3 separate regions of the Homo sapiens genome follow, and all the other regions are linked to region 1. Evidence: chromatin loops called from intact Hi-C (ENCODE). Cell type or tissue: heart right ventricle. All regions are shown on one strand. Region 1 overlaps GET1-SH3BGR (GET1-SH3BGR readthrough). Region 2 overlaps BRWD1 (bromodomain and WD repeat domain containing 1). Region 3 overlaps BRWD1 (bromodomain and WD repeat domain containing 1).

Region 1 (2,500 bases):
TTACAAAGCTGCCTTCAGTTTTCCTGAAGTTCACCCTTCTGCCTTCACTCACCTCCCATTCCTGAGTTGTTTTGTGTATTCCCTATAATGCTAAATAATGTCTTGGAATCTCTTTTTCTTTTTAAAATATGGTTTTAAAAGTCAGATTTATTGAAGTGTAATTTGTATAAGGCGAAATTATCAAAAAGTCCTTAGCAGTGTCTGTAGATTTTCCTTGCTTTTGAAAGATAATTTTGTGATTCATCTAAGAGAATTTGGCCCATTCCTATTTCCTTCTCCAGAGTGGATCAGGCTGGAGTATAGCTCCTTCGGTTATAGTGCTGGGTAGTGGCCAGGGCAGAGGCACCACAAAGAGAGCTGGATTTGAACCCCCTACTCCCTGCGCAAAGGCTGCCAGAAGCTGCGCTGCAGTGAACACGCTGCGCATGAGCCCCTAGACCCCTCCACCCCCCCTACTCCCCACACTCCCCCCCCCCACTTTTGCCTCATCACGCAGGCGCTGGTAGGCGGCATCACTGGGCGGGTCAGAAACCACGCGCATGCGCAGACACCCTCAGGCGACTGGCGGGTCGCGGCTTCCAAGCTCTAAATGGAGAGTTGTCCCTACTGTGCGGCAGGCGGAGGAGACCTGTAAGCTGGAAGGGGGAGGGGGGGGGATCTGATTTATTGTGTGCCAGGCACACTTTAGATACACTATAACATTTCGTCTTTATTAATCTATTTTTAAAATTTCGAAACAAACACAAATGTGCAGAAAAGTTATATACAGTCAATACCGATAACTGATTTTGTTTCCTGAACCATTTGGAAGTTGTCAACCCAAACCCCCTCATTCCGAGATACTTTGGTATTCAAAAGAATCTTGGGGGCCGGGCACAGTGGCTCACGCCTTTAATCCCAGCACTTTGGGAGGCCGAGGCTGGCGGATCGCTTGAGCTCAGGAGTTCACTGGCAACATAGTGAAACCGTGTGTCTACTAAAACTAAAAAAAAATTAGTCGAGTGTGGTGGTGCAGGCCTGTAGTCCCAGATGCTCAGGAGGCTCAGGTGGGAGTATCGCTTGAGCCCAGGAAGTCGAGGTTGCAGTGAGCCGAGATCTAATGCAGGCGTCAAGTACGTTACCACGATCTGATCCTCAGACCCCATGCAGGTTCCCCACGTTTCGCAGTAATGTCCTTAACAGGGAAAGGACCCAGTTCGGAATCATGCATTGCATTTCCCGGCCTCTAGCCTCCTGTCTGGAGGAGTTTCCCAGTCTTCCCTTGACTTTCATGGCTGTCATTTGTGGGTGTCAGAGGCCAGTGATTTCGCAGAAGGGACGCCTACTGGCATGTCTGATACTTGGTAGGGATTTCTGAGAGGCAGTGCTGTGTTCTCATTGTGTCTCATCCGCTGGTGTGGGACTGGGATTTGGGGATGTTCGCTGATCCCTTGGGGTAGGTGCCAGAGGCGCCACTGAGGGATCTGGTCTTGGGGCGCCCGCGCAGTCCTTGGACTAGGCCTTCCCGGCAGATCTGCGGGCGCCACCTGGCGGTCACTGCCGACTCCTCCGTTGCGCTCCAGTCACCTCTCCCATCCCGGTGCCGTGGCCGGGCCGTTCCCTGGAGAGTGGACGGCTGGGGCTGGTGCAGGGAACAGGGGCCTGCGGGGGCTGCGCAGGCGGGCCTCCAGGTCATGCGGGGCCCCTCTGCTCACAGGGACCAGCCAGGCCAGCCTGGGGAGCGTGCTTCTTTGTTTATGTCTGTATTTCTCTGCCTATCTGTGGAAACCACAGATCTCCAATTGAAGCCAACACCACAAGATTCATTCTGCTTCTCTCCGAGACGCCTGCCTGCCTGCCTTCCTTCCTTCCTTCCTCCCTCCCTTCCTCCCTTCTTCCCTTCCTTCCTTCACCAGGTTATGAAAGTGGCTAATTTTTCATATTTTTTGTAGAGACAGGGTTTCACCATGTTGCCAAGGCTGGTCTTGAACTCCTGGGCTCAAGCGATTCACCTGCCTTGGCCTCCCAAAGTGCTGGGATTATTGGCATGAGACACCGAACCTGGCCTTTTTTCTTTTGTCCCCCTTTTTTTTTTGAGACAAGGTCTCACCCTGTCGCCCAGGCTGGAGTCCCATGGCATGATCTCAGCTCACTGTAGCCTTGAACTCCTGTATACAAGAGATCCTCCCACCCCGGCCTCCAGAGTGTTAGGGTTGCAGGCCGAGCCACCATGCCAGGCTGAGGCATCTTTCTAAGTGTCTTTGTTGAAAGTGAGAAGACTGGCTTCCGTTACTCTCAATATGTTTATTTCTGTGATCACCCTTTTGTAATTAATCTCTGGTGTCCACCGCCCACTGTTACCCAAGTGAATGCATGCCTCTCCCCACCTGGGCTCCGACCCTGGCAGGGTTCCTTCTTGTCTTGTATGTCTGTCTCCCTCACCCTACAGACCCTGACTCCTGTGTCAGGCTGCCCTTTCTTGGGGACCCCTGTATCACCATGCCTGGCCCTGATGCCTCTT
Region 2 (2,500 bases), 200 kb before region 1:
TGCAATATTATAAACAAAATGACATCAATGGACTTTCTCTAATTGCCTATTTCCAACACTCTACTTCAGAACTCAATAATCAGTATCTCCAGCTGAAATTCCCAGGTCCTCCTAGTTTGTTTTTGACCTTTGGGGATGTGAATTGTAGGGAATGGATCTGGGTAGTTTTTGCTTCACTCAGAAGTCAAATAGGCCCATTAGCACTTCCTTTGGAAAAATGCCTGATTTTTTTTCCTCATGACACCATAGTTGTCGTGGTCTGAATTTTTACACTGTAATGGAGAACCCTGAAAATTAGCATCAGGTTAAGATTTTGAAATTTGTTCACTTCAAGTTCTTCCTAGCCTGTACACTTCCCATTATATTCTTCCTCTAAGGAATCATGTCTTCAAGGCCTTGCATTCTGGAAAGGAATAGTAGTCTTATAGCAGGCCATTTGTCTTTTCTTTCCACCTCTCCACCTACAGACTCTGCAATTTATTTCCTCCTCAGAATTCCCCAGAGCACATGTCTGTACAAGAGCTGACTGGGAGGAACCCACTGGATTATGGCTTTTAGAAAATTCCTCCAAAGATGCCAATAAGGGAGTAATTTTAGAGCTGGGAGCAGAATGTAACTGCCAGTTTACTTGTGTACCAATTGTTTTCAGATGCCACTTCTACATTCTCATAGTCACTATTGTGCATTTTCTTTCCAGGATCTGAACCCCCTTAAAAAAAGCATTTTTCTATTAATATCTTCTAGCTCTTTTTCACTTTCAGAATTTATGGTTGTATCATCCTCTTTATAAACATTCAGTAATTTTTTCTTAGCCGCAGCAGAAGCATTTCGATGGGGCAGTTTTCTGCTACTCTTCCTAATCCAGACATTTTCTGGTCCTGAGATCGTTTCTTTTAGATTACTCATTATCTTTATTTTATTTGCAGCAACAGTAGCACATCTGCGGGGAACTTTCTCAGGTACCATTTTTGCTTTCAGAGTTTCACTAGGCATCTGCACTGCATCCTTCTGATTATGCATACATGTTCTCACTTTTGTATTGGGTTCTCTGTCTCTAGGAACAAATTCTGAAAAATGAGTGAAAGTTCATGTAAATGCAAAAATCTTGTAACACAAGATTTTACTACTGCTAACATTCCTCAACAACACTCATTCGGAAACAATAAATTTAAAAGTCATATTGCTAAATGATAAATTTTAAAATGTGATACTAAGGGCTTCTTCACATTGATATAACCTTACATTTGCTTATCTACAACTATAAGGATGTCACTTAAAACAGTAGCAGACTTGTAAGAATGGGGTGAAAAGTTCCTTCAGCATCGGCATCATAAAGCTGCTAATCTAAAAACATATATATGAGCATTTTACATAATTTGAATTACTAAATCTTAACTTCATTGTTCCAGTATTTTCTGACCTAGGTATGTGACACACGAGATTCAGATTAAAATTCTAAAAAATAACACAGAGTTGCTTTAAGGAACCAAAAAGTGCAGAGTGCTATGAGAACACAGACTGGAAACCTAACCTAGCCTAAGGGATCAAGGAAGGCTTCCTTTAAGGAAGCTTTTAGACGAGAGGTGAAAATTGTGAAGGGATTTGCCAGACAAAAAGCACTTTGGAGAGTTAACTACTTCATGCAGACTAAGGCAGTTTTTAGAGGGGGCTTGAAATCACACTGGAGCTCTACACAGCCACATGATGCCAGAGCTACTACTCCGTGCTGACCAAACTTAGGAGGGCTCAGATATGTTTGTTACCAGTGTCTCAAAGCCAAATTTTCAAATTTCACAAACAAGTCTAATTAGTACTCTTCTAGAACAGAAGTGATATTCCTTTTACGTATCTGAAGTTCACGGGCCCTTGAATTTTAGGTCTTTCTTGCAGCCATGAACAGTCAAACTATCTAAAACTGCCTTCATGGTACACACCAATCTTGATGGCAGTTTGTTTTGTAGGACCCTGCCTGAAGTTTCCAGACATTTAGCATTCAAAAGGTAAGGCTGTAGATCACTGAAATAACCAGTTGATATCCTCCACCCACACTAGACATCTGGAGGACTCCACCACATTCTTTTTACTACTAAGTACTAGAAAATGAGAGCTCTTTTAGTCAGATACTATCAAGTAACACTATTATTCTGTAGCAATGAAACCACCAATGCCAACCTTCTGAACTTTTTCTTCTGTGAAGATGTTTGCCCTTCTGTCACAAAGCTGACTGAAGGGCAGATGAGTACAGGTAAAAACTGCTTCTGTGGACTGACATGTTCATACAGCTAGACTAATGAGGCAGGCCTCTGCCCTCACAGTGCAAGCACTTCAGATTTTTCCCTAAGTCTATGAAACTGATTTCACACTTCTCTAAGATCAGTTGAGCGTTCTCCCCAGAATAGGTTAGGAAATACTTTATTCAAAGCAACCCCACCACATACACATCAGTTCCTTTTGCCAACTAACTTATGTGATTCACATGTTTTTCCAGTGAAATTCTAAG
Region 3 (2,500 bases), 170 kb before region 1:
CAACAAACTTCATACCAAATCCTCAGCATTTTGCTCATCATTTTCAGATGTGTTAGAAAGTTCTGAGATATTTGTACAGTGTTGATTCCTAAAAAACAAATTTTCACTTTAATAGTATGCAGATGTAGTGACTTGTTGGCAAGGATTCAAATTATACATTAAAATATAAACAGTTCACCAACCTATACGTGCCTAATTTCAAACAGAGGAATATCAGGTTTTCCCCCAACCCTTTGTAAACGTAACTAGCCATCTTAAATCCTAATTTAGAATCTTGAAGGTTTTTCTTGTTTTCCGTTAAGTATGTATCCAAATTAAGCAGGTAATCCAAAAATAATATATGTATGGCCTCAATTGGATGAATACATGGATGAGTTTTTCTAAGTATCATCAATAGCAGTATTCACACAATAAGTACCAGGAAAACAGTTGATTTAAGGTAAAAAAAATATATATATATACATATATATATAAGGGAAAAAGGAATTGAAATTAAAGCAAATAGTATCTTACTGTACACACAGGAGAAAAAAAGAATGCTGAAATATGGATATCTAAGCATAAAGGAGACAAAAATGGGTAGATAATTTTCCTGAAGTAAGAACAAGAAGGTGATTCTGGGGAGGAGGTAACTTACGTATGAGTCTCCAAGACTTAGGACAGAATCAAACCAAGAAAGCTGACAAGAATCAGTTACTCCCCAGTTTTCAGCTAGATGCTGAAAACGATGGCACTGTTTCTAAATTAAGAATGCTCACTAGAATAGAGCAGACTAGAACCTGGGTCTGAATTTCCAAGTCAGTTTACATTCTTTGATTCTGAATACTTCTGAATTTAAGAAAATCTACAGAATATTCACACGTATACAAACATTTTCACAGGACATAATCTGAAACATTAAAACAACATAATCATGGGAAAATACCAAACAAAATCCAATTAAATATACTCTATAAAATAAGTAACATAACTATACTCTATAAAATAAGTAACATTCATAAAAATGATGAGGTGATAAAGACAAGAAAAAACTGAAGGAGACTAAGAAAACAAAACGCTAAATTTGATGGGGATTCTGGATTAGATTCTGAAACATAAAAGGGTGTAAAAACTAGTGAAATCCAAATAAATTCTACACTTTCTGTCAATAGCATGGTACCAAGATTTTTTTTTTAACATTTCATAAGTATACCGTAGTTATATAAAATGTTAACCTAAGGGGAGACTAGATGAAAGGCAAATGGCAACTTTCTGGAGTATAAAATTATTTCAAAATTTTAAAAAGTTGAAAAACTGAATTATTCAGTTTCTCAGACTTTTACTTAAATTATGTATGTAAAGAAATGTCATCTAAAGTAAAGCATTAAAAAAGTATAGTTCTGAGTAAAAAACAAAACTAGATGATTTTTTTTTCCTTTTTTTTTTTTTTTCTGGAGACAGAGTTTTGCTCTTGTTACTCAGGCTGGAGTGCAATGGCACGATCCACACACGATTGGGCTCACTGTAACCACCACCTCCTGGGTTCAAGCAATTCTCCCACCTCAGCCACCCGCCACCACGCCCGGCTAATTTTTGTATTTTTTTTAGTAGAGCCGGGGTTTCACCATGTTGGTACGCTGGTCTCAAATGCCTGACCGCAAGTGATCTGACGGCCTTCACTTCCCAAAGTGCTGGGATTAACAGGCATGAGCCACCACGCCCGGCAAAACTAGATGATTGTTAATAGCACAATATGCAGTCACTTTTACACAACATCTATGAAATTACTTACTTGATAAATTTTAAAAGTTGGTCAGTTATCTTTTTAGCTGATCTTGCAATTACACTCTCAGGTTCGTTAAATGTTCTGGCATTATGTTCTATATATCTGACTTCCCAAACTAACGCAGACAGCCTCCTTCAAAATAAAGTAGACAATTTAGGGCTTAGAAAATGAGAAGATAGAAACCAAGTGAAAAAATGCAGCATGTGAATTAAACAACTGTGAAATAATAATTAAACCATAAGTGCAAAGTTATAATGAATAACCTTCTAATGCTCTCAACTTGATCATAGTCATAGGCAATACATTGGACACCGAAGCAATTATATTGAACTGAAGAGGACAAAAATCTTAACAAATTACTTAATCACATACAGAAAACCAACAAAACTACCCTCCCTTTTCATACTGCATATAGGTACCTTTTAAAATTGTTGAATCTCAATAAAGAAAATATGTTAAATATCATCAACCCTAAAAGCTGGCCCAGCAAGCTGGGATTACACCTGTAATCCCAGCACTTTGGGAGGACAGGGCAGGAGGACAGCATGAGCCCAGGGGTTCAAGATCAGCCTGGACAACATGGCAAAACCCCAAATTTACCAAAAATTAAAATTAAAAAATTAGCCAGGCGTACTGGTGCGCACCTGTAGCCCCAGCTATTCAAGAGGCTGAGGTGGGAGGATTGCTTGAGCCTGGCAGGTCGAGGCTACAGTGAGCTATCATCATGCCACTGCA

What was found. Peaks named below come from ENCODE experiments on the same cell type or tissue, not always from the same donor. Only the 100,000 strongest peaks of a DNase experiment are listed, where the experiment ranks them.
Region 2: it touches region 1 in a loop (4-fold over the local background); 53 of 110 quality-filtered maps call a loop at or near these places.
Region 3: a loop joins it to region 1, with 2.9 times the contacts of the local background. A loop is called at or near these places in 4 of 110 quality-filtered maps.

What each region holds. Positions count from the first base shown.
Region 1 is chr21:39,387,226-39,389,725 of GRCh38, forward strand. The region is part of intron 1 of GET1-SH3BGR (GET1-SH3BGR readthrough); the gene reads left to right. The region is part of intron 1 of GET1 (guided entry of tail-anchored proteins factor 1); the gene reads left to right. Among named protein-coding and RNA genes, the nearest start is that of GET1-SH3BGR, 8.2 kb to the left of the region's middle. RefSeq lists an enhancer at 891-1,060. In heart right ventricle, CTCF peaks have their summits at 1,526 (motif pointing left) and 1,726; DNase peaks (open chromatin) are centred at 546 and 1,526; H3K4me3 peaks cover 1,793 bases; H3K27ac peaks cover 1,777 bases.
Region 2 is chr21:39,186,351-39,188,850 of GRCh38, forward strand. It overlaps BRWD1 (bromodomain and WD repeat domain containing 1), which reads right to left. Exons shown (of 41, transcript NM_033656.4): 41 at 1-2,500. Among named protein-coding and RNA genes, the nearest start is that of PSMG1, 4.2 kb to the left of the region's middle. In heart right ventricle, no CTCF peak of the experiment used is centred here; no DNase peak of the experiment used is centred here.
Region 3 is chr21:39,213,466-39,215,965 of GRCh38, forward strand. BRWD1 (bromodomain and WD repeat domain containing 1) reads right to left here. Exons shown (of 41, transcript NM_033656.4): 32 at 1,772-1,897; 33 at 16-88. Among named protein-coding and RNA genes, the nearest start is that of PSMG1, 31 kb to the left of the region's middle. In heart right ventricle, no CTCF peak of the experiment used is centred here; no DNase peak of the experiment used is centred here.